2 separate regions of the Homo sapiens genome follow, and region 2 is linked to region 1. Evidence: chromatin loops called from intact Hi-C (ENCODE). Cell type or tissue: endothelial cell of umbilical vein. All regions are shown on one strand. Each heading gives the region's core, and the rest is flanking DNA. Links, peaks and the distances in the headings are about the cores only. Region 1 has its middle 44 kb from the start of C1GALT1C1. Region 2 has its middle 110 kb from the start of C1GALT1C1.

What was found. Hi-C counts contacts between places; a loop is a spot of excess contacts. Peaks named below come from ENCODE experiments on the same cell type or tissue, not always from the same donor. Only the 100,000 strongest peaks of a DNase experiment are listed, where the experiment ranks them.
Region 2: it touches region 1 in a loop (5-fold over the local background); 2 of 110 quality-filtered maps call a loop at or near these places.

The regions. Positions count from the first base shown.
Region 1 is chrX:120,668,121-120,680,282 of GRCh38, forward strand. No RefSeq gene overlaps it. Among named protein-coding and RNA genes, the nearest start is that of C1GALT1C1, 44 kb to the left of the region's middle. In endothelial cell of umbilical vein, for the core only: no CTCF peak of the experiment used is centred there; a DNase peak (open chromatin) is centred at 4,491; H3K27ac peaks cover 2,918 bases.
Region 2 is chrX:120,730,801-120,742,962 of GRCh38, forward strand. It overlaps the pseudogene GLRX5P1. Among named protein-coding and RNA genes, the nearest start is that of C1GALT1C1, 110 kb to the left of the region's middle. RefSeq lists an enhancer at 5,687-6,886. In endothelial cell of umbilical vein, for the core only: no CTCF peak of the experiment used is centred there; DNase peaks (open chromatin) are centred at 4,111 and 6,431; H3K27ac peaks cover 3,559 bases.

The DNA.
Region 1 (12,162 bases), core at 1,352-9,351:
GTACCACAAATTTAACTAAGTAGTAGTAACGACTGTAACAGCTGTGTTAGATGTCATATCTTTACTGAAGTAGATTAATATACGTGTATATATGGCTACTGGTCAAGTGAATGTTTTATTTTCCATACCCCTTTGAAGGTGGATCAGAAAGAGTTTGCATTCACATAGTATGGACGTCAGCACATGTGGTGAATGCTGTAATGGGGCATCCAGATTTCCCTTCAGCAATGAAGATGTTATTACTCTAGCTGCTGAAAGCACATCTAAAAGATGGCCTTTGGGTGCCAGTTCTCTCTAGAGATTACCATAGCTAAAGAAAACTGCCTCACCCAATTGAAACCTCATACCTCTTTCCAAGGGCAGCCCACACTCAGTGATTAGTCAATGCAGGGATATAAAGGCCCAGCCCTCTCAACCTAATTTGGGACAAGCAGTCATTCTAGTTCCAGAGCCTCCCATGGGGTTGGCTGAGGCCTTCATTAGAACTACATCATGGCTTCACTTCTCCCTCTGACTAATCCTCTTTCTTTCACCTCCTTTCCACAAGTGTTGATCTCAAGGGGCACTCCCTAATAAACACCCTGCACACTGGTCTCCATCTCAGGGTCTGTTTCTTGGGGAACCCAGACTCTGTGACAGTTGATGACAAGAGTGGTCTGAGAAAGCAGGTACCTTGATGGGATTTTGGATCTGGATCAACCACTGCCTAGATGACATCGAGGACATCATTAATGTTGGTAGGTGGAGCACTGATATTCCCTGACATAGGTAGAAGTGCAGGTAAAACTTTCATTGGTGAAAGGGGATACAGTAGCTATTGGGATATATTAGGCATTTGAGAACTATGGGGAGAATAGTAATCTTAAAAAAGATGGAATTTAGTAGCTATTCTGAAGTTTGATTGCTACTCTGAACAAAGATAACACAAAGCTGAAAGTGATTAATTAGCAATTTTAAGTTAAGAGTGAAAGCCATGGAGCCTCTTTGGTAGCATATAAAGAGGCTCTTACTTCCTGCAGCAGGATGATAGAGAAAGCTAAGGACCAGGTCTAGGACTTAATTGTAAGAGTAGTCAAGCTCCAAAGGTGGCTAACATATCAACTAAGACAAGTGTGCTATGCCAGGGTCAAGGCTGTGGTTGAAAAAGAAAGAGATCTTGACACATGGGATAGGGACTTCTGGGCCTGAAAATCTTGAATTCCCAGATTTCCCTGAGACCTCTGAGCTTGTAGAAGTGGCCTGCACCTTCCTATTAAGAGCTAGCATGCCCTATTTGCTTGAAGACAATACAGAGGCCTCTCTCTTGCAAGACAACATGTGCCTGCACCCCCTCCTCCTGGACATAGGGTTTGATTTAACTAGGGTTAAATCACAATGTAACCCATATGGGGATATGCTATGCCTGCTAAGATGTGAACTGGATAAGACTCTGAAACTGCAGCATCTGGTCAACATGTACTAGCAGGAGCTGGGAAGTAGGTATGGGCAAGAATTTTGAGAGTGCTGATTTTTTTTACTTTACGATAGTGCAAAAGCTGTAAGCATTAAGTAGAAACTGCACTTCAAGTACCTATACATCTGATATGGTTAGGCTTTATGTCCCTGCTCAAATATCATCTTGAATTGTAATCCCCATACTTCCCACATGTCAAGGGTGGAGTGGAGGTAATTGAATCATGGGGTCATTTTCCCCCATACTGCTCTCGTGATAGTGAGTTTTCACGATATCTGATGGTTTTATAAGGAGTTCTTCCCCCTTCACTTGGCACTTCTCCTTCCTGCTGCCTTGTGAAGAAGGTGCCTTGTTTCTCTGCCTTCTGCTATGATTGTAACTTTCCTGAGGCCTCCCCAGCCATGCTGAACTGTGAGTCAATTAAACCTCTTTCCTTTATAAATTACCCAGTCTTAGTCAGTTCTTTATAGCATTTATAGCAGTATGAAAACAGACTAAAACAACATCCATTCTGTTTTTTTTTAACTTTCAGTACCATATTCAATAAATTACATGAAATATTCAACACTTTATTATAAAATTGACTTTGTGTTAGATGATTTTGTCTGTCTGTAGGCTGAAGTAAGTGTTCTGAGCACATTTAATGTAGGGTAGGCTAAGCTATGAGGTTAGGATGTTTAGGTGTATTAAGTGCATTTTTGACATAGTATTTTCAACTTACAATGGATTTATTAGGATGTAACCCAATCATGAATCAAGGAGCATCTTCACTTCCGAGTACGTGCCCTAAAAAATAGAAAGCAAGGACTCAAGGAGGTATTTCTATACCCAAGGTCATAGCAGCATTGTCCACAATAGCCAAAAAGTAGAAACAACCCAAATGTCCACTGGTGGATGAATGGGTAAGCAAAATGTGGTATATGCCTACAATGGAATCCTACTAATTCTACAACATGGATGAAACTTGGGAGGGCTTTACGCTAAGCAAAATAAGCCAGTCATAAAAGGACAAATCCTGTATGATTTCTTTTTTCTTTTCTTCTTTTTTTTTGAGACGGAGTCTTGCTCTGTTGCCCAGGTTGGAGTGCAGTGATGCAATCTCGGCTCACTGCAACCTCCACCTCCCTAGTTCAAGCGATTCTTCTGTCTCAGCCTCCCGAGTAGCTGGGATTACAGGCGCCTGCCATCATGCCCAGCTAATTTTTGTATTTTTAGTAGAGATGGGGTTTCGCCATGTTGGCCAGGCTGGTTTCGAACTCCTAACCTCAGGTGATCCACCTGTCTCGGCCTCCTAAAGTGCTGGGATTACAGGCGTGAGCCACACGTGCCCGGCCATGATTTCATTTACATGAGGTACGTGGAGTAGTCAAATTCGTAGAGACAGAAAGTAGAATAACAGTTGTTGGGGGTAGAGAAGAGGGTAATGAATAGTTATTGTTTAATGGAAACAGAGTTTTAGTTATGCAAGATGAAAAGAGTTCTGGAGATGGATGGTGTTGATGGTTGCACAATAATGTGTAGGTATTTAATGCCACTAAATTGTACACTTGAAAATGGCTAAGATGAGCCAGACATGGTGTCATGTGCCTGTAGTCCCAGCTATTTAGGAGGCAGAGGTGGGAAGATCGCTTGAGTCCAGGAGTTTGAGTCCAACCTGGGCAATATAGCAAGAGCCTGTCTCTAAACAAACAGACAAAAAACATTAAAAAATGGCTAAAATGGTAAATTTTATGTTATGTGTATTTTACAACAAGTTTTTAAATGTTAAAAAATTCAGCCTTATTCTCATGGGCCCTATATTCTATTATAAGAGGCATATAATACCAAAGTAACAAAATAATATAACAAAATTATGTATATCCAAAACAATTTAAAGTTTTCATTTATTCCTCCCTCTTCCCCTAAACTTCTTTCCTCTTCCCAAAGGTAATAATTGTTATCAGTTTGGAATTACCCCCCCACGCTTTTAAAAATGCATATGGGCTGATTTGATCTTTACAAATTATATGAATGTATTAAATTATCACATGTACCTTGAAATGATATACAACTATTATGCATCAATAAAACATGTGTGTATAATGCCTATATAAATATATACTGCTGTGTTTAAAAACAATTACATAAATAGTATCATACTGTATGTGTTTTTCTCTTACTTTTTCCTCTCAGCAATATATCCTGGGGATTTTTCATGTCCATTTATACATGAAACATTCATACTAATCCACAGATGGCTGTGTCCTGGTACATTTAGCCTTTCTCTAATGAGTAGACATTTGGTATTTATCTCGTCTTTTTCTATTACAAACAATGTTCCAGCAAACATCCTTGCATCTGACTCTATGCCTCAGTCTTCAAACTTCTTTGTATAACTTGTCATCAGAAATGTGAATCTAACACTTCAGGAAGTACCAAGATTGCTATGAATATTAGTTTTTTGGACTATGGCTATATTCCAGGAAACTAATTACTTAAGGTAAATCATGAAAGAGTCCATGAATTATGGAGCTACACAAAGATATTTCACAAAAGAGTTACAGATTAGGGAAATGGAAAGGATGAAGCATGGGTGGAGAAATGAGCTGAGATAGTGGGAATAGTCCAGATAAGCTTGACTATCTTGAGGAAGTGGTCAGATTTAAATAGCAATTAGCAGTGTTTTCACTAGAGGAAAAGTAGAATATTGAGGTAAGATAGGATTATGTGGCAAACACAGGTTTGAATGTTTTGATAAATTAGGAGACTGAAGAGATGAGGCAAGGGATTTAAGTGAGGGTCTTAATGTGCAATATTGGAAATTACAATCAAAATGCCCAAACTCAAGGGGTGCACTTAGGAATGATTTGTTAATACATACACAGGCCTAAGAATCATTTTTATGGAACTCATTTCCTGTAGGGCTTTTCTGAAAGAACACTGTGCTCCTTTCTAAGCTTATTTTTCTTTGTTCTGATCGTCATTCTGCCCTTACTCGCTATGTTTGTTGCCAAGATCTAGGAGGCAAAAAATAGGCAAGAGAGCATGTCACAGTCCATGACTAGACAAGCTGTGTGACTCAGGAGGCCAAACAAAGGTCAGGGCACGGAAACCTGCCTTGGCTGTGCTCTTAAGCAAATGAATGGGTCAGTTGGCCTATCTTTTACAAAAATTTATCTGTTTATATGGCAATGTGCATTTTGTAATTGTTCTTTTCTACATGATCTTATGACATGCTGATTCTACTTCCATTATACCACTGATTTTATTCTGACTTGTATTATAGTTACTTATAATTTGAGGATGCAAAATGGTGGTGTATAGGTCACTTCTAGCCTATAGATATGCTTCATTTGGCTAACACAAGCTCACATTAAAAAATAGTTGCCAATATTTCAAAAATAGGAAGGTTCATACAAAAATATGCATTCCTGATTTCTCCTGAAAAAATGAAATCTGGCACACAGGGCCTTCATTTCCTCATAGCAACAACTGACTGGAACTGAGCAGTAGCTGCCCTTATTATAATATCAACTTGATGTTGAATCTGAAAGTTGGTTACCATTTTTCATGGAACTGACATTGTTATTCTTACAGTGACATTAGGAAAAAAAAGTGAAATACTTTTCTATGCCCAGTTTTTATAAAAGTTGGGAAACAAAAGCTAGAGTAAGGGGAGAGGACTGTTGTGCTTTAAGAATTGAAATATAGAGATGGGTTGAAAAATAGGTGAGGCTAGGAATAGAGAGCTTGGGCGAAACTGCTGAGAAGGCAGAATGACACGCACAAGGAAGTAGTTAGGTCACTTCTCTTACTAGGCTTCTCATGGGGGGCATCACTCCTAGGGCACATTGTACTGCCTCTCTGCCTTCAATTGAAATTTTCATTGAGCATCTACATCATATCAGTCACTGGGGAGACCGTGGTGAACAAAGCAGACATAGCCTCTGTTCTCATGGAGCTCACAATTGAACGGGGGAGCCAGACATTAATAAACACCATGAGGGAAGATAGGAAAGTGCTAGAAAACAAACACTAAAGAAGATTTTTCTAATTTAGCGGATCAGGGAAGTCTTCCCCGAGGAAGTGACACTTAAAATGGGGCCTGAAGAGTAAGTAGGAGTTGGTTAGGCAAAGAGGAGGGGATCAAGTTTTAAGGCAAAAGGAATAGCATGTGCAAATATCACAAAACAGGCAGGAATGTGGGACTACCGTAGATCTGACAGAGGCCAAGTGGCTATTGTTAGATAATAGAGATAGTAGCTGGAAGGGTTAACAAGGCCATACCATGCAAGGCCTTGGAGGCTATGGAAAGGATTTGTATCTTCAGAGCAGTGAGAGTCACCAAAAAGTTTTAAGAAAAATCACCATGATTTGAATTTTGCTTTAACTTTTGCTTTGGCCACCCAGCAGTGAGCTCTTATCCACAGTTATAATTCTCATTTATGTGTGTGTGTGTGTGTGTGTGTGTGTGTGTGTGTGTGTGTGTGTGTGAGACAGGATCTCACTCTGCCACCCAGGCTGGTGTGCAGTCTAGTACAGACTAGGTGGCTTAAACAACAGAAATTAATTTTCTCACAATTCTGGAGACTAGAAGCCCAGGATCAGCAGGGTCTTGGCAGGGCTGCTTTCTTCTGAGGCCTCTTTCCTTGGCTTGCAGGTGGTTGTCTTCTCCCTGTGTCTTCACGTGGTCTTCCCTCTGTGTGTTTCTGTGTCCTAATCCCCTCTGCCTATGAGGACACCAGTCAAAGTGGATTAGGGTCCACTCTAGTGGCCTCATTTTAACTTAATCACCTCTTTAAAATCTCTATTTCCACATATAGTTACACTCTGAGGTACTAGTGGGTGGGAGTTCAATACATAAATTTGGTGGAGGTTGCGGCGGCAGGGGTGGGGCGCACAATTCAGTCCAAAACAATAAATCATGTGTACCAGAAGCATCTGAAGTGCCTTGTTAAGAGTGTTACGCCTCCTGTGATCCATCTCAGAGTGACAGTGATTTAGAATCTACTTGTCGTAAGTCTCGGGACACGTAGGTTGTTCAGCTCTAGAAGCCCTCAGATTGGCAGGACTTCACTCTTCTCACCAGAGAATGTATGTCTGAAGGGAAGTCATGCTTCTACCTTTGTTCCTATAAATCCTGGGATGGAGGAATTCCACTGCTTCATTCTTCTCCAATTAATCTCTTCGCACAGGTCAGGCCCTGGAATATGTACTACATTTGCTTTGTAACCCTGGACATATACTCCCATCCAGCTCTCACAAGAGCAGAAGGCATGTACTACTGTCCACTCTGGTTTTGGTTGTTTTAATGTACCTCACATTTTCACATATATGGGAACATCAATAATAATACCAATAGTAATATTAATAGAAATACTATTCAACATTTATTGAATGCTACTGTATTTCAGGAATTATGTTAAGCATTTTGTACTATTGCATCTAATCTTTACAACAAAGTTATGGGGGCAGGTATAGTTGTATTAGATTGTTCTCATGCTGCTATAAGGACATATCCAAGACTAGGTAATTTATAAAGAAAAGAGGTTTAATTGACTCACAGTTCTGTAGGGCTAGGGAAGCCTCAGGAAACTTACAATCATGGCAGAAGGGGAAGCAAACACATTCTTCTTCACAAGGTGGCAAGAGAGAGAAGAATGAGTCAAGCGAAGGGGGAAGCCCTTATAAATCCATCAGATCTTGTGAGAACTTACTCACTATCATGAGAATAGCATGGGGGAAACTGACCCCATAATTCAGTTACTTTCCACAGGGTCCCTCCCATGACACATGGGGTTTATGGTAGCTACAATTCAGGATGAGATTTGGGTGGGGACACAGCCAAATCACATCATTCCACTCCTGACCCCTCCCAAATCTCTTGTCCTCACATTTCAAAGCACAATCATGCCCTTCCAACAGTCCCCCAAAGTCTTAACTCATTTCAGCATTAACTCCAAGTCCAATTCCGAAGTCTCATCTGAGACAAGGCAAGTCCCTTCCACCTATGAGTCTGTAAAATCAAAAGCAAGTTAGTGACTTCTTAGATACAATGGGGCTATAGGCATTGGGTATATACATCCATTCCAAATGGGAGAAATTGGCCAAAACAAAGGGGCTACAGGCCCCATGCAAGACCGAAATCCAACAGGGGAGTCATTAAACCTTAAAGTTTCAAAATGATCTCCTTTGACTCCATGTGTTACATCCAGGGCACACTGATGCAAGAGGTTGGCTCTCATGGTCTTGGGCAGCTCCACCCTGTGGCTTTGCAGGGTACAGCCCCACTTCCAGTTGCTTTCATGGGCTGGCATTGTCTGCAGCTTTTCCAGGTGCACGGTGTAAGCTATTGGTGGATCTACCATTCTGGCGTCTGGAGGATTGTGACCCTCTTCTCACAGCTCCACCAGGCCATGCCCCAGTGGGGACTCTGTGTGGGGGCACCAACCCCACATTTCTCTTCTGCACTGCCCTAGTAGAGGTTCTCCATGAGGGTTCCATCCCTGCAGCAAACTTCTGCCTGTACATCCAGGTGTTTCCATACATCCTCTGAAATCTAGGCAGAGATTCCTAAACCTCAATTCTTGACTTCTATGCACCCACAGGCCCAACACCATGTGTAAGCTGCCAAGGCTTGGGGCTTGCACTCTCTGAAGCAATGGCCTGAATTATATGTTGGCCCCTTTTAGCCACAGCTGGAGCTGAAGCAGCTGAGATGCAAGACACCATGTCCCGAGGCTGCATAAAGCAGGGGGCCCCTGGGCCCAGCCCATGAAACCATTTTTCCCTCCTGGGCCTCCAGGCTTGTAATGGGAGCAGCTGCCATGAAAACCTCTGACATGCCCTGGGGACATTTTACCCATTGTCTTGGTGATTAACATTTGACTCCACGTTACTTCTGCAAATTTCTGCAGTCTGCTTGAATTTCTCCTCAGAAAATGGGGTTTTCTTTTCTATTGCATAGTCAGGCTGCAAATTTTCCTAACTTTTCTGCTTCATCTTGAATGCTTTGGTGCTTAGCAATTTCTTCCCCTAGATACCCTAAATCATCTCTCTCAAGTTCAAAAGTTCCACAGATATCTAGGGAAGGGGAAAAATGCTACCAGTCTCTATGCATAGCAAATTCATCTTTACTACCGTTCCCAACAAGTTCCTCATCTCCATTTGAGATCATCTCAGCCCGAACTTCATTGTCCATATCACTATCAGCATTTTGGTCAAAGCCATTCAACAAGTCTCTAGGAAGGTCTCACAGTTTCCCACATCTTCCTGTCTTCTGAGCCCTCCAAGTCTCTAGGAAGTTTCAAACTTTCCCACATTTTCCAGTCTTCTTCTGAGCCCTCCAAACTGTTCCAACCTCTGCCTGTTACCCAGTTCCAAAGTTGCTTCCGCATTTTTAGGTATCCTTAGAGCAGCACCCCACTCTCTGTGGTACCAATTTACTGTATTAGTCCGTTCTCATGCTGCTATAAGGACATACCCAAGATTGGGTAATTTGTAAAGCAAAGAGGTTTAATTGACTCACAGTTCCACAGGGCTGGGGAGGTCTCAGAAAACTTACAATCATTGCAGAAGGGGAAGCAAACATGTCCTTCTTCATAAGGTGGCAGGAGTGAGAAGGATGAGAACTGAGTGAATGGGGAAGCCCCTTATGAAACCACAGATCTTCTGAGAAGTTACTCACTATCATGGGAATAGCATGGGGGAAACTGCCCCCATGATTCAATTACCTCCCACTGGCTCCCTTCCACAACACATGGGGATTATGAAAACTAAAATTCAAGATGAGGTTTGGGTGGGCACACAGCTAAACCATATCAATAGTAATCTCCATTTTACAGACGAGAAGCAGGATCAGAGAAGTTAAGTGATTTGGTGAAAGTGGTGTAGCTAGTAAATGGCAGACTCTGGATTCTAGCCCAGGTTATACACCTCTAAAGTACATGTTTTGCTACAAGGATAGGGATTTTTGCCACTAGGTTTATGAGAAATGTTGATCAGTAATTTTCTTTTCTTGTACTGTTTTAGTCTGGTTTTGGTATCAGAGTAATGCTTACCTCATAAAATGCATTGGAAAGTGTTGGCTTCTCTACTATTTCATGGTAGAGATTGTGTAGAATTGGTTTTTATATTCTTTAAATGTCTACCAGTGAAACCACTTGGACCTAGAAATTTCTTTTTTGAAAGGCTTTAAAATATGAATTCAATGTCTTAAATAGTTATAGGACTATTCAGGCTATTTATTTAATCTTGGGTGAGTTTTCACAGCTTGTGGTATTTGAGGAATTGGTTTATCACATAGAAGCTGTCAGATTTATGTGCATAGACTTATTTGTAGTATTCCCTTATTTTCCCTTTCAATGTCTGAGTCATCTCTACTGATATTCTCTTTAATTTCCTATATTGATAATTTGTGTCTTGTTTTACATTTATCAGTTTTTGTCAGATTTGTGAATTGTATTCATCTTTTCAAATAATTAGCTTTCATTTTAATTGATCTTCTCTATTGTTTTCTGTTTTCAATTTTGTTAATTTTTCCTCTTATTTTTATTATTTTCTTCATTCTGCTTGGTTTTGGGTTATTTAGCTCTTTTTGTTTTAGTGTCTTAAGGTGGGAGCTTATATTATTGACTTGAGTCTTTTCCTCTTTTCACCTCAGATATATTGAAGTACAATTAACAAATACAGTATAAGTTTAAGGTGTACAACATGGTGATTTGCTATATGCATATATTGTGAAATGGTTACCACAATCAAGTTAGTTAAGAATCTATCACCTTATGAATTTGCCATTTTTTAGTGGTGAGAACATTTAAGATATCAAGTATTTAGCAGAGAATTTTAATAAACTATGGTAATCATGCTGTAGATTAAAATTACCAAAACTTCTTCATCTTATAATTGAAAGTTTTTACCCTTTGACCAACATCTCCCTATTTCCTCCACTCCCCTGACAACCACCATTGTACTCTGCTTCTATGAGTCTGACTTTTTCGATTCTACATGTAAGTGTGATCATACAGTATTTGCCTGTTTGTGAGTCTGGCTCATTTCACTTAGCATAAGATCCTTCAGGTTCATCCACATTGTCACAAATGACAGGATTTCCTTCTTTTTATGGATGAATAATATTCCATTGTATGTATGTATGTATTTATCTATCTGTCTATCTATCTATCATATTTTTTTCTCCATTCATCCATTGATGGATGCTTAGGTTGTTTTCATATCTTGGCTATTGTGAATAATGCTGCAATCTCTTTGAGATGCTGATTTTGTTTCCTTCAAATATATGCCCAGAAATGGGATTGCTGCATTGTATGGTAGGTCTATTTTTAGCATTTTGAAGAACCTCCATACTGCTTTCGTACCAATGTACATTGTCATCAATAGTGCATAAGGGTTCTCTTTTCTTCACACCCTCTCCAACTCTTGTTATTTCTTACCTTTTTTGTAATAGTCATCCTAACAGGTGTGAGGTGATATCTCATTATGGTTTTGATTTGCATTTCCCTGATGATTAGTGATTTTGAACATTTTTTTCATATACCTGTTTACTATTAGTATGTTTTCTTTGGAGAAATGTCTATTCAGGTCCTTTGACCATTTTTAAATTGGGTTGTTTGGAATTTTTTTTGAAATTGAGTTGTTGTATGAGTTTCTTATATGTTTTAGATATTAACCCCTTATCAGATATATGGTTTGCAAATATTTTTTCCCATTCCATAGGTTGCCTAGTTATTTTGTTGATTGTTTTCTTTGCTGTGCAGAAGCTTTTTAGTTTGATATAGTTGCACTTATTTATTTTCATTTTGTGGCTTGTGCTTTTGTTATCATTTTCAAAAAATCATTGCCCCTCTTTTCTAATACAGGTTGAGTGTGTCTCATCTGAAATTATTGGGACCAGAAGCGTTTTGGATTTTAGATTTTTTTTTCAGATTTTGGAATATTTGCATAAATATAATGAGATATCTTGGGGATGGGACCCAAGTCTAAACACAAAGTTCATTTATGGTTTATTTATTTATTTATTTATTTATTTTGAGGCAGAATCTCTCTCTGCTGCCCAGGCTGAAGTGCAGTGGCACAGTCTTGGTTCACTGCAACCTCTGCCTCACAGGCTCAAGTGATCCTCCTGCCTCAACCTCCTGAGTAGCTGGGATTACAGGCATGTGCCACCACACCTGGCTAATTTTTGTATTTTTAGTAGAGATGGAGTTTCACCATGTTGGCCAGGCTGGTTTCGAACTCCTGGGTCCAAGTGATCCACCCGCTTCAGCCTCCCAAAATGCTGGGATTATAGGCATGAACCACTGCGCCAGCCTATGTTTTATATATACCTTATACACATAGCCTAAAGGCAATTTTATACAATATTTTAAATACTTCTGAGCATGAAGCAAAGTTTTGACTGCAACCTCTCATATGAGGTCAGGTATGAAATTTTCCACTTGTGGTATCATGTTGACACTAAAAAGGTTCAGATTTTGGAGCAGTTCAGATTTTTGGATTAGGAATGCTCAACCTATGTAAGTATTCAATGCTATAAATTTCCTTCTAAGGATTGTTTTAATTGCATCGTACATTTTTTTTTTAAAGATAGGGTCATCTTACGTTGCACTGGCTGGACTCGAACTCCTGGGTTCAAGCTATTCTTCTGCCTCGGCCTTCTAAGTAGCTGGGACTCTAGGCACGTACCACCACAACTAGCTGCATCCTACAATTTT
Region 2 (12,162 bases), core at 2,095-10,094, 63 kb after region 1:
CCCTGATAGTACTTTGAAGCACTCCATCAGATACTAAAGTCCCTGAACAAATCACAGTCAAAGGCTAGAAGACAGAATAGTTGAACTTGGGAAACAGATGGGTGTGCATTCCTAAATTACCACTTTGACTGCATTTAGTTCAAAAAAGTGTGGTTACAAGTTCCACTGAAGAACTTGAACGTGATATTTACATATACCCAATCATATATAGTCGATTTCTTTCTTCAAGAAGTGCATAAAGTCTCCACATGTTGGGACAGAATCAAATTCTTAGTGACAAAGCTGTTTGCATCATAGTTCAGTCTTCTTAAAAAATTCTGATTATTTTATCTTTAACATTAAACATGGCAGTATTTCACCACTGAGCTAATAACTACAGGTTCTTTAATATTCTGAAAATGTGGCTATAAAATATGTCTTCAGCAAGGCATTTGAATATGAGAAATGCTCTTTAGTGGCATTATCATTTTCATAAGGTCCCTTTCCCTATCCCTTGTATCAAAAAGTTATGGGAGAGCAGCTTCTCTCAACAGCTGGCATGCTTAGTGTGGAAAAGTGGAGATTAGTATTTACTGCTTATTTCTTTGTACAGCATGCTGGGAAGACATCTTCTTAGGGGCCAAAATTTTATTATACTCACAGTATTTGTTTTTTTCAATACTGAACTGTGATCAGAAGGCATGTTGCTGATCATTGTTAATCAAGTCGTGAGTGGCTTCACATACGGGTGCAACCTCTTTTATTTGCTACATATTTCTGGGCGGCAGTCATGGCTAATGCTCTTCAGAATTGGCCGCAGTGCCCCTTTTCCAATCTACTTCATGACTCATTAAAAAAAACCACTTGTTAACTAAATTAAAAACCTTTCCTTTTATGAAGAGAAACTAGATCTCTCCTATATTGCTGGTGGCAATGTACAATGGTACAGCTACTCTGGAAAAGAGTTGAACAGTTTCTAATGAAACCAAACATGCAACAACCATACAACCCAGCAATTACACTCATGGGCATTTATCCCAGAGATTTAAAAACTTATGTTCATACAAGAACCTGTACACAAATGTTCACCGCAGTGTATTCCTGATAGCCCCCAATTGGAAACAACCCAAATGTCCTTCAACATGTGAATGGTTAAGCAAACTGTGGTATATCCATAGCATAGAACACTACTCACAAATGAAAAGGAACATATTATTGATATGTACAACATCTTGAGTGGATTTACAAAAATTGTACTAAGTGAAAAAAGGCAATGACCCGATTATATATGATTCCAAATGTATAACATCCTTGAGATGACAAAATTATAAAAATGGAGAACATGTGAGTGGTTGCTAGGAGTTAAGAAGGGGGTGGAGTTGGAGATAATGGGTGTGGCTATAAAAGGGCAACATGAGGGATCCTTGTGGTGATGGAACCATTCTGTATCTTGACTGTATCAATGCCAATATCCTGGTTGTGATACTGTATGGTGTTGCAAGACACTGTCATTGGGGGAAACCGGGAAAATGGTACATGGTTTCTCTTTGCAGTATTTCTTACAACAACTGCATGAAAATCTGTATCTAAGGTAACAAGCATAATTTAAAAAAAAAACCTCTTTTCTCTTATAGCATGGGATTTCAGTGTCAAAAATGTGGAGCACTTCTCCCGTGTGTGTTTGTGTGTGTGTGCGTGTGTGTGTCTGTGTGTGTACATACCACTCCTATGCCAAGAGTCTGCATATCCGTGTTTTTACCTGTCTCTAAAGTAGAATATCTGCTGGTGTCCACATGTGATAATAATTGCCTTTTATATTGTGTGCCATAGATATTACGGATGTCCTATGACGTTGTTATAAAAATTCTGCTGATGACTCACTCTGCTTTCTCTAAGTCACTTTGTCATTGATATTGTGCCTGGTTTTATAAGCTTCTTGGCAATGAAGTGATTTGTACTTGTTTTGCCAAGAGGTCTAATAACGTTGAATGAAACCCCCATAGCTTTTATATCTTCCCTGCCTTCGTCACAATATTCATCAACTTCATACAGCAAAGAATTACTTCGTGCTTGCTTTCAAAATATTCAATTGGTTTATCACAGGGTTAACTGTACTTTGATTAATAATTATGTAAAAGCGGCCGTGGGCCGAGGAGAGCTCTAGGTGGCCAGCCAAAGACCTGGGGCGTCGTGGGCTTCGGCGAGCATGCAGGGATGAGCGGGTCCCTCGGCCGAGCGGCGGGCTCGGGTGCGGGCGGTGGTGTTTCAGGGGAGCGGCTGGACGCACTGGTGAAGGACAAAGTGGTTGTCTTCCCTCAAGGGGACGGCGGAGCAACCCCAGTGCGGCTTCAGCAACGCCATGGTGCAGATCCTGTGGGTGCACGGCGTCCGCGACTATGCGGCCTACGAAGTGCTGGACGACCCCGAGCTGCGACAAGGCATTAAAGACTATTCCAACTGGCCCACCATCCCGCAAGTGTACCTCAACGGCGAGTTTGTGCGGGGCTGTGACATTCTTTTGCAGATGCACCAGAATGGGGGTCTGGTGGAAGAACTGAAAAAGCTGGGGATCCACTCCGCCCTTTTAGATGAAAAGAAAGACCAAGACTCAAAGTGAGGGCGCCCGGGTCCTCCCTGAACAGAGGGAGCCGTTCGTGTCAGAGACTCACTGCCAGAAAAACCTTACCGATTTTGGTTTTCACTACTGAGACAACTGCGTTGCACTGATCATTTCCGTTCGTGAGCAGTCGGGTGATTTTAGGTTGTCTGGTGTTTGGGCTAATAAGATTTTATTGTGAGCTTAATTACAACCACTGCACTGTAATAATTCAATGCTGTATTATGATATTGCTGTAAACAAAATTTGTTCTTATATTGCCATTTATTTTTTGCCTGATTCAGGAGTTAAACTAGGAGCTTTGGAATCATTATTCATGACCCCTCTGCAAATATGTCAGTCTGCAAAGACAATATCTTCCCCCAAATTATGTATAGCTTCTTCCGTTATGGAAAACGATGGACAAAGAAGAAACTGTGATAACTGGGTTTTTTTTTTTTTTTAAATAAACTGCCAACACAGGAAGAAAGTTATGTAAAAGCTTTGATGACTTCGTGCTACAATTTGATACATTTTATTATAAAGAGCATGCTGGAGACTGGGGCAAATGGATGGCAGGTCTAATAAAATCAAATTTTCAGACATTTATCTTCTTACTTCATATTTGCATTTTCGACTGCTTATATGATATTGTCACACACACACAGGCTTATTTTTATTGTTACTTTAATATTCGACAAACCTTTTTTCCTTAGTAAAGTTTATTTTTCCAACATAAAAGTAATATAAAACTTGGAAAATACAGCAAAATAAAAAGAGGAAAAATCAACATAATTTTACTGCCCCAAAAATCCCATTGACTTTTTTTTTTTTTTTTTTCCTTGAGACGGAGTCTCGCTCTGTCGCCCAGGCTGGAGTGCAGTGGCGCTGTCTCGGCTCACTGCAAGCTCCGCCTCCCGGGTTCACGCCATTCTCCTGCCTCAGTCTCCTGAGTAGCTGGGACTACAGGCGCCCGCCACCACGCCCGGCTAATTTTTTTTCGTATTTTTAGTAGAGATGGGGTTTCACCGTGTTAGCCGGGATGGTCTCGATCTGCTGACCTTGTGATCCGCCCATCTCGGCCTCCCAAAGTGCTGGGATTACAGGCGTGAGCCACCGCGCCAGGCCCTGATAGAGATTTTGTTCATTTTTTTAAATTTGTTTGCTTTGTTGATAGCTTGAGAGACCTTCACATTTCCATGTACCTGAGTCATCAAAATTTCTAAATCTGGTGGGTTCTTCACCCTAGAGTCCCAAGAGTGCCATAAGATACATCCTGGCATGGCAGTGGCCAGAGGGGCTGGTCTGGAAAGGGTGACAGAGGCCCTGATGTCTCAGGGAAAAGCACTCAGCATGAACCAGTAATCTGCACAAGGGTCGACCTAGTCCAGAAAGAACTTTTCCTGGGCTCGGTTCCCACCCTGGTGGTCACATCGCCGTGACTCAGCAGGAAGAGGCCTCCCCAGAGCCCAGGTCTCTCACAGTTAAGTGTTGTCAGAGGCTGCCGCGTGGGCCAGCAGTCCATCTCATTGGGTTAGCAGCAGCATTCCAACCCACAGGATTTGTTCACAGGCTGGAATGCTGGCCTCAGGGCTGGGCAGTGGCACTTCCTCCACTTGGTCCTGATGCTTGCAGTGATACCCTGTGGTGGTGCCATAAATCAGCTCTGCTCTGTGCTTTCCCAGAGAGATTTCCAAATGAATTGCCCTCCAAGCAGGCAGCGTGAGATACCTCCTTTCAGATGTCATGAACTAGATGGAATTTTGTTTTTACTAGAGGGGGGTAAATAGCAATGCCAGGCTATGATGTTGGAGTCTATTCAGTTTGCCTCACTTGACCCACATGTCAGTTATGAGCTAAACCTCACAGGCTGTCTCCTCAGGGTTAGTGGTTATTTTTCCTCAGCTAGAGGGAAGAACAAAGGAATGGAGCCCAGATGCACCAGAATGGGGACCTGGTGGAAGAACTGAAAAAGCTGGGGATCCGCTCCACCCTTTTAGATGAAAAGTAAGACCAAGACTCAAAGTGAGGGTGCCCGGGTCCTCCCTGAACAGAGGGAGCTGTTCGTGTCAGAGACTCACTGCCAGAAACTGTCACAGCAGCTGCAGGTTTGCACACCCAGTGCTTGACATTAGGCAAACCCCCTCATTTCTCGGGGTCCTCGACCTCCTCAAAAGTTTTTTCTTTTTTTTTTTTTTTTTTGAGACAGAGTCTTTCTCTGTTACCCAGGCTGGAGTGCAGTAGCATGATCTCGGCTCACTGCAACATCTGCCTCCTGGGTTCAAGTGATTCTCTTGCCTCAGCCTCCTGAGTAGATGGGATTACAGGCATGTGCCACCACGCTTGGCTAATTTTTGTATTTTTAGTAGAGATGGGGTTTTACCATGTTGGTCAGGCTGGTCTCAAACTCCTAACCTCAGGCAATCCACCCACCTCGGCCTCCCAAAGTGCTGGAATTACAGGCGTGAGCCACCGCACCCAGCCGGAAGTTTATTCTCTTAACTGGAGCTCAAGACTTCAAGACCAGTCTGGGCAATATGGCTAAACCTGGTCTCCACAAAAAAATACCAAAGGTATCCAGGTGTGGTGGTGAATGCCTGTAGTCCCAGCTACTTGGGAGGCTGAGGTGGGAGGATTGCTTGAGCCTGGGAGGTGGAGGTTGCAGTGAGCCAGGATCGCACCACTGCACTCCAGCTTGGGTGACACAGCAAGATCATGTCTCAAAAAAAAAATACATAAGGATGGTTAAGAATGTAATTTGACAAAAAGAATGTAATGTGATTGCTGTAAAAAATCATAATTAGCCTTACATCTCAAATATGTGGAAGGTATGTAAAGAAATAATATTATTGCTTTTTCCTCTGTCACTGGCTAGGTTTCTGGGAATGATCAGTGGCCCTGGATCACCCAGAGTCCATGCACCACACTTTGAGAAACAGTGCGTAAGGGAAAAGTATATGCTATGCTTTAAACACATTTATTAATACATTAAGTTTGATTCTATTTAAATTGGTTGAACTTTATTATACTTGATCATGAAGTTTCTATCATGGGTAAAAAATTATGACAAAATAGATGCTTTTTACTGATAGTTTGGCATCTTCCTTAATAATAGACCTGTAGCCAGGGTGAGGATGTCCAGCTAGGTACTTACGTACATTTTCCAGCCCGCTTTGTGGTCTGGTGTGGCTCTGAGACCAGTGAAATGTAAGTAGGAGTGATGTGTGCTTTTTCTAGGCCCAGCTCTTTAAACTTTGCACATGTGCTTCTCTTTACTTTTTTCCTCTAACAGAAGAAATATGGATGTGCCCATAGCACACATTACTCAGCTTTGAAACTGGCAGATAAGGCTGTTGCCTTACAGAAGGGCAGAGAAACATGAAGGAATCAACCCAAGTCCATGAGTGACTGAATGAGTTGAGTAGGCCACCTATGTGCTCTGGACTGTCAAGTGGAGAGAAACTTGACAAGTGGTGAGTTCTTTGACTCCCTGTACTATTGGGTTTTTATATTATAGAGGCTTAGCCCTTTAAGCCTGATAAAGCCAGGGAAACTTGGAGGTCTGAAAGCTCCGATTGGTAGCTTGTGGGGAAGAGTGGCTCTTGGTGGCACAGGACAGGTGGGAAGGAAAAGGGAGTCAGGATTTGGCACAAGACTACCAACCATGGTAGGTGGGTATGGCAAGTGCGTGTCCAGTTGATTTCTAAGGATGATTTTGGTGGTACTGCCAGGTAGGGGAGATAAGAAATAAGGAATAAGCTTGGTTGTGAGTCATACAGAAGTGTAGTTTTCTTATGAGAAAGAATAACTGAGTCAGGGGAAATGGTACCACTTAGTCATCCAGTTTAGGATTAGAGAGAAATGAAATCAAGGGAGCCACATCAGGCATAGGTCATCTCTGGGTCACCTCATGCAGGATCCAGGGAAGTGACACTTCTAAGCTTCCTGAAGGGTCCCTGGGGCTCTTGCTACTTTTCCTACTTTAGTCATGATTAGCATAAAAACTGTGGTGGAACTGTGGTGGCTTCATTAGTGGCTTCAGCTGTAAAGACTTGAAGCTGGAACAAATCAGAGATAAATCTTATTTACCTCACTTATTTACCTTTCATCTACATATGATTTAGTGCCTCAGCCACTGCTAGGGTACCTTTCTGTAAACTGGAAAAAGTGCTCCTTTTTGGGTTGGGGGCATGGCCTAGCAAGCACATGTATCAAACTAGGAAAGGAAAGCATTACTTGGTGAGTACAGTGCAGTATGGATTTCAGCCCCCATTCACCTCCATGACTGGGTATCCTTTGTGCAGTGAACAACATGCACAACTGTACATGGTGGCCTTGCAGACTACCAGAGGCACAGTGAGCATGAAGAGTGAAGTTGGAGAGTAAAGAAACAATTCAAATGTAACCTGCTGGCCAGAGGTACTTATAGGAAAGGCAAAAGAGAAGCAAAAGGTGAAGGGTGATTTAAGAACAGTTTTAAACTTAATATCTGAAGGGCCATCCCCAAATAGACAATATACTTTCTTGTATCTTTACCTTTGCTCATGCTGTTCCTCATCTGAAGTATCCTCTCTGGTTATATGATTCCTACACATACTCCAAAGCTTACTTCTAGACTTAACCTTTCCAAAAAGCCTTCCGTGAACTCTGTAGCTTACAAAGATCCCTCCCTCCCTCTTTACACTAAACTCTGACCATACTGCACTTAAGTTTCTGCCTTACATCATGCTCAGTGATTAGCTGGCCTGCTTTCCTTTTTGGCTGATTACTTCGTTTCTGAAACCATCTCTTGTGCCCCCCCCCCCAATAGCTATGGGAGTTTATTGAACTTAGTATTTATACATCAGTCTCTCCTCAGTGGATTCTAAGCTCTGTCAAGGCAGGGACTGTGGGTTTTAAAAAAATTTCTATCCCCAGCCAGCACAGGGCTCAACAAGTGTTTGTTGAATAAACAAATGGGCAATCCATGCTCAAAAAGATGTCTATTTGTTTGAGTGACCGAGAGCCTGGAAAATTTCTTCTCCAGTCCCAAACTATGTTTTTATTCAGGGAACCTCCGCTAAGCTCCCCACAGCAGGGTATGGGGACCACTTGTGACCAATTAACTTAAAATCTTTCCCCTGTTCAGACACTATTTTAACAAATCCTTGCAGTAGAAAGAGCACTGTGCTCATTGGGTGGTTCTAGTTCAGTTCTGATACTAACTAGCCATGTGACTTTGAGCAAATTGAAATCACCTGCCTGGCCAGCCTTAGTTTCCTATACTGTAAAATGAAAAAGTAGCTTTAATAGTCTGCAATGTTGTAAAGCAACATGATAAACAATGTGGTAATTGAGCTGAACTGTGAAAATATATTCATATCCATGGTAATACCTAACTCCTATCCTAGCTCAGCTTGAAGCAATTTTTCTTCGGCAGTGAAACATTCATAAGATGTTTTATGCGCCCCATGACCAATAAACAGCTGTAGGAAACTTGGGGAAAATATAACTCTCCCTCTTGGCCTGTATAATTTTACTGTTGTTGTTGTTGTTAATGGGCAGCCACCACTTCTTCTCTCTCCTTCATGGGGCTTATTTGTTCATTCTATTTAGGGTTGGCAGGTTCATCAAATAAAAGTGCAATATGATTCCTTCATATTTGTTCAGCACTTCACAGGTTATGAGGAAGCAGGTTAATGTATTAGAATGCAGAATGGCAGAAATAGCCTTGCTATCTAAAGTGTGTCCCCCCAACTGATAGCATTAGCATTACCTTGGAGCTTCTTAGAAATTCAAACTCTGAATCCCACCCCAAACCTACTGAGTCAGAATCTGCATTTTAACAAGACCTGCAGGTGATCATGTGTACACTAAAATTTGAGAAGCCCTGGGCTAGTTCTAACTGCCTCCTCCATTTGCTCAACAGCTGTCCCTAAACTCTGGAGTAGGAAAAAGGGAGTAGAGTTGCCCAAAATATGAACTCTTCAATTGGCTCCTTCCTATATTGTAGGGACTATCACACATGTGGTGGTCTTACAGGGCAGTGCATAATAAACAGCAGATAATGTTAAGTTTTCTGTCAGGGCCATCTGCTCAAACAAAGTCAGAAACCACATCCAAAAAGAAACCACATCTGTAGTATGATGAAGGCACTATGTCTAGGCAAGGCTGGACCTGAGTCAAGTTGTCATCTCTGCCTGGTTGGGATATCTATGCCTGTGAATATTCTTGAACTCTCCCTTTTGGCTACAATTCTTCACTACAAGGTTCTCTCCCTTTTTCTTTCAGATACTGAGTGTCCTCCTCAACCAAAGTGAACATTTAGAAAGGCATGTACTCTACTGTAACATTAAGTACAGTAGGTGTTTCTCCTCACCTGGGCTCTATATTCTCAGTTCTTTGCAAACATCCTCTTAAAGGGATTTCATTCCCCCAAGTAGCTATTGGAATAGGGTATTTTGGAAGGGTCTGGGTCACATACTCCACCTAAGAATAAAGCCAGCTCTGCTTCTAGGCTCTCAGCCTCAGCCTTACCCATATTCTCAAATCTCTCCACTCGCTCAGCCTCTCATACAGTTGCCCTTCCTGCCTTCACAAGTCTCTGTCTCTTTCCACTTCTCTCCTCCCAATTCGGGTCAGGCTAGACTGAGGATGGCTAGACCTTAGAGATCGGCCAGAAATACAGAGACACGGAAGTGATCTGCAGATGTCAATGAAACCAGAATAGTAAGAAATCCAGAGAAGGAGGCATAGTGTGATACCAGTTGGTCTGATAAGAGGGGACTAGGAACTGGGATTCAGAGGCAAGAAAGACTTTAGTTCTCATGAGAATTAGGGAGTCAGTCTCAGCTCTGGGAACCTGACATGCTGACCAGGGATCTAGCAGAAAGGGAGAGTCATGACTGGGCACGGGTAATTGGCAAGAAACCAGGGACTGGACAGAGGTTCTGAGGTCAGAAAAGGGCCAGAAGCTGGGATAGATTTGGACCTATGGCTGGGGTTGGTGGCTCCAGGAGTGAAGGCTAGAGTCCTGTGCTGAAGTTCCACCATTTGTTTTATTCATTTGAGATATAGATTTCGCTTTATAGAGTGGAGGTTAAGAATGTTGGCTCTGGAGCTAGATGGCTGGGGTTCAATTCTGTCTTCATCTCTTACCAGAGGTTTGACTTTGGTAAGGCTCTTAATCTCCCTGTGCCTCATCTGAGGGATGCTGTGAGGCTCCAATGAGACAATGTATGCTAAATGCTTAGCAAAGCACTGGCCCACAGGACATCCTAGCTAAATGCTATGCATGATGATGGTTAGCCCTCGAACTCCATGCCTCCATTCCTCTACTCCTCAAATTCCCTTCTGGTCACTGGGACATGTTCCCTCTGCTTAAAACAGCTTTTTTCCCTTAACTCCTTTTCATCGTTTAGGCCTCAGTTCAGACCTCAGTTTCCATAGGGGTCCTTTCCCAGATGCTCTTGGAATGGGTGAGGGGTTCTTCCTTGTGCTCCTATAGCACTTACACTTTTTTTTTTTTTTTTAAGACAGAGTCTCACTCTGCTGCCCAGGCTAGAGTACAGTGGTATGATCTCAGCTCACCTCAACCTCCACCTCCCGGATTCAAGCGACTCTCCTGCCTCAGCCTCCCAAGTAGCTGGGATCACAGGCGTGCACCACCATGCCTGGATGATTTTTGTATTTTTAGTAGAGACTGGTTCTCACCATGTTGGCCAGTGTGGTCTCGAACTCCTTACCTCAGGTGATCCGCCTGCCTTGGCCTTCCAAAGTGCTGGGATTATAGGCATGAGCCACCGCACCCGGCCAGCACTTACACTTATACATCATGTATTGTAATTGCTCATTTCCTTGTCTGTGTCTCCCATTAGTCCCTCAGCTCTACAAGTTTGGGGATTGTATCAGTTTTTTCCACTGCTCTCTCAGTTTCGCTGACACACAATAGAAATTTATTAAATGTTTGTTGATTAAATGAATAAAATGGTGAGAGACTTCAAGCTTAGGTGCCTTGGGAGAGCCATAACCAGACAGGATTCCTCTGTTAAAGCTTAATCTATGAGCTGCTGACAATTGTAAAGCCAGAGCCCCAAGGCCTGCGGTCACTTTCAGATGATGTCCCTTTCGGGAGGTGTCAGTGAAACCCACCTGCCCACCACCTTGCCTGTCTGTTTTCTGTGTGCTGTGTGGGCCAAGTAGTACTGGGAGGAGCAGCTTTAAATCTGAAAGTGTCCTATACATTTTCCAAGCCTCTGTAGCAGTCACCATTTTTCCCAAGCTAGCTTGTGTAATAATGCCTGGAGGCTAGTAAACAATGAACAATCCAATACCTTTCAAAGCATCCTGGAAGTACAATATTTGTGCTCCTTCTGTGGCATGTAAATATGTCTTATATCATGCAACATGCTGCTTTTCTAAATATTCATAAAATCTTATCTTAAATTTCTTTTATTTTAATAAAATGAAAATCTCGGTCTGTCTTTGTGAGCAAAATGATGTTTCCACCAACAAAGCTACTGGAGCCAGGCTGGGGATTGCAGGCTGCAGCGGCTTGAAGAGATGGACTTAGAAGTCACAGGGGAAAGGCTGGACGATAATTCCCTCCTTCTTCCTCCTGAACTCTGCTGATTCCATGGGGAGCAATCAGAGAACATTCTTGGAGACCTCTAAGTGACTATCTCCATGCCTAGCCTCATGTAGAGACATTCTACACATTTCTCTAAAACTTGCAGATGGCCGAGTTCACCTGGGAAGAGTTCATTTTGTGTGAGAAAAGTGGACAATTAACCTAGGGCAAGTGAAAATTGGAGGCAGGGATATAGCCAGCTGCTCTTAACAGAAAAACTAGTCATGCGTTCTTATTGCATGTTTGGGGACTGGGGTTAGGGCCGGAGAGTTTGACTCTCATTAGACAATTTGAAAAAAGTACATTTTAGCTTGGGGGACCCTTATTTCTCACCCCTTTATCAGAGGATAATTTAGAGTCGCATATGGGGTCTCTGGGTAGGGTTTTGCTAAATTTGCTAATTTGCCAGATTTTGCAGATACAAATATAGGATGTCCACTTAAATTTGAGTTTCAGATAAACAAGAGATTTTTTTTAGCATTTGCATATCCCAAATGTTTCATCCTGTAATGTATCTGGCAACCCTATTCCCAGGTAGTTATCCCTTGGAGCACCATGTTGTTGGTCTGCTTAATAAGGCAAAATGCCTAAGAAGCCTTCTGCTACTGGGACACCCTTAGCGGCTGGAGTTAGATCATCTCCCTTAGTACTGCTGGAAGCTCTGAGAAGCCAGTAGACCCCCTAATGAGCTGAACAGTGTGTGGGGGGGTGGAGGTGGAATGTTGTCTTAAATAAGCCCCTACTGATAGTGTGCGTAAAGATAGAGTTGGATGGAACAGCTGGTCTTTCAGGAGCCCTGTCCCCTACTTATCTTTTCTCCTTTTTGTGTGCCTTAGAAAACCCTACTGCTTTATTCTACCCTAAATCTCTTTTCCCAACAGCCAACCCAAATCAGTCAAGGCCCTTGAAACTTTCAGCCTAAAGTCAACTTATCCTGATAAACAAAAATGTAGGACTCAAAGGAAGCCACTACATGTAG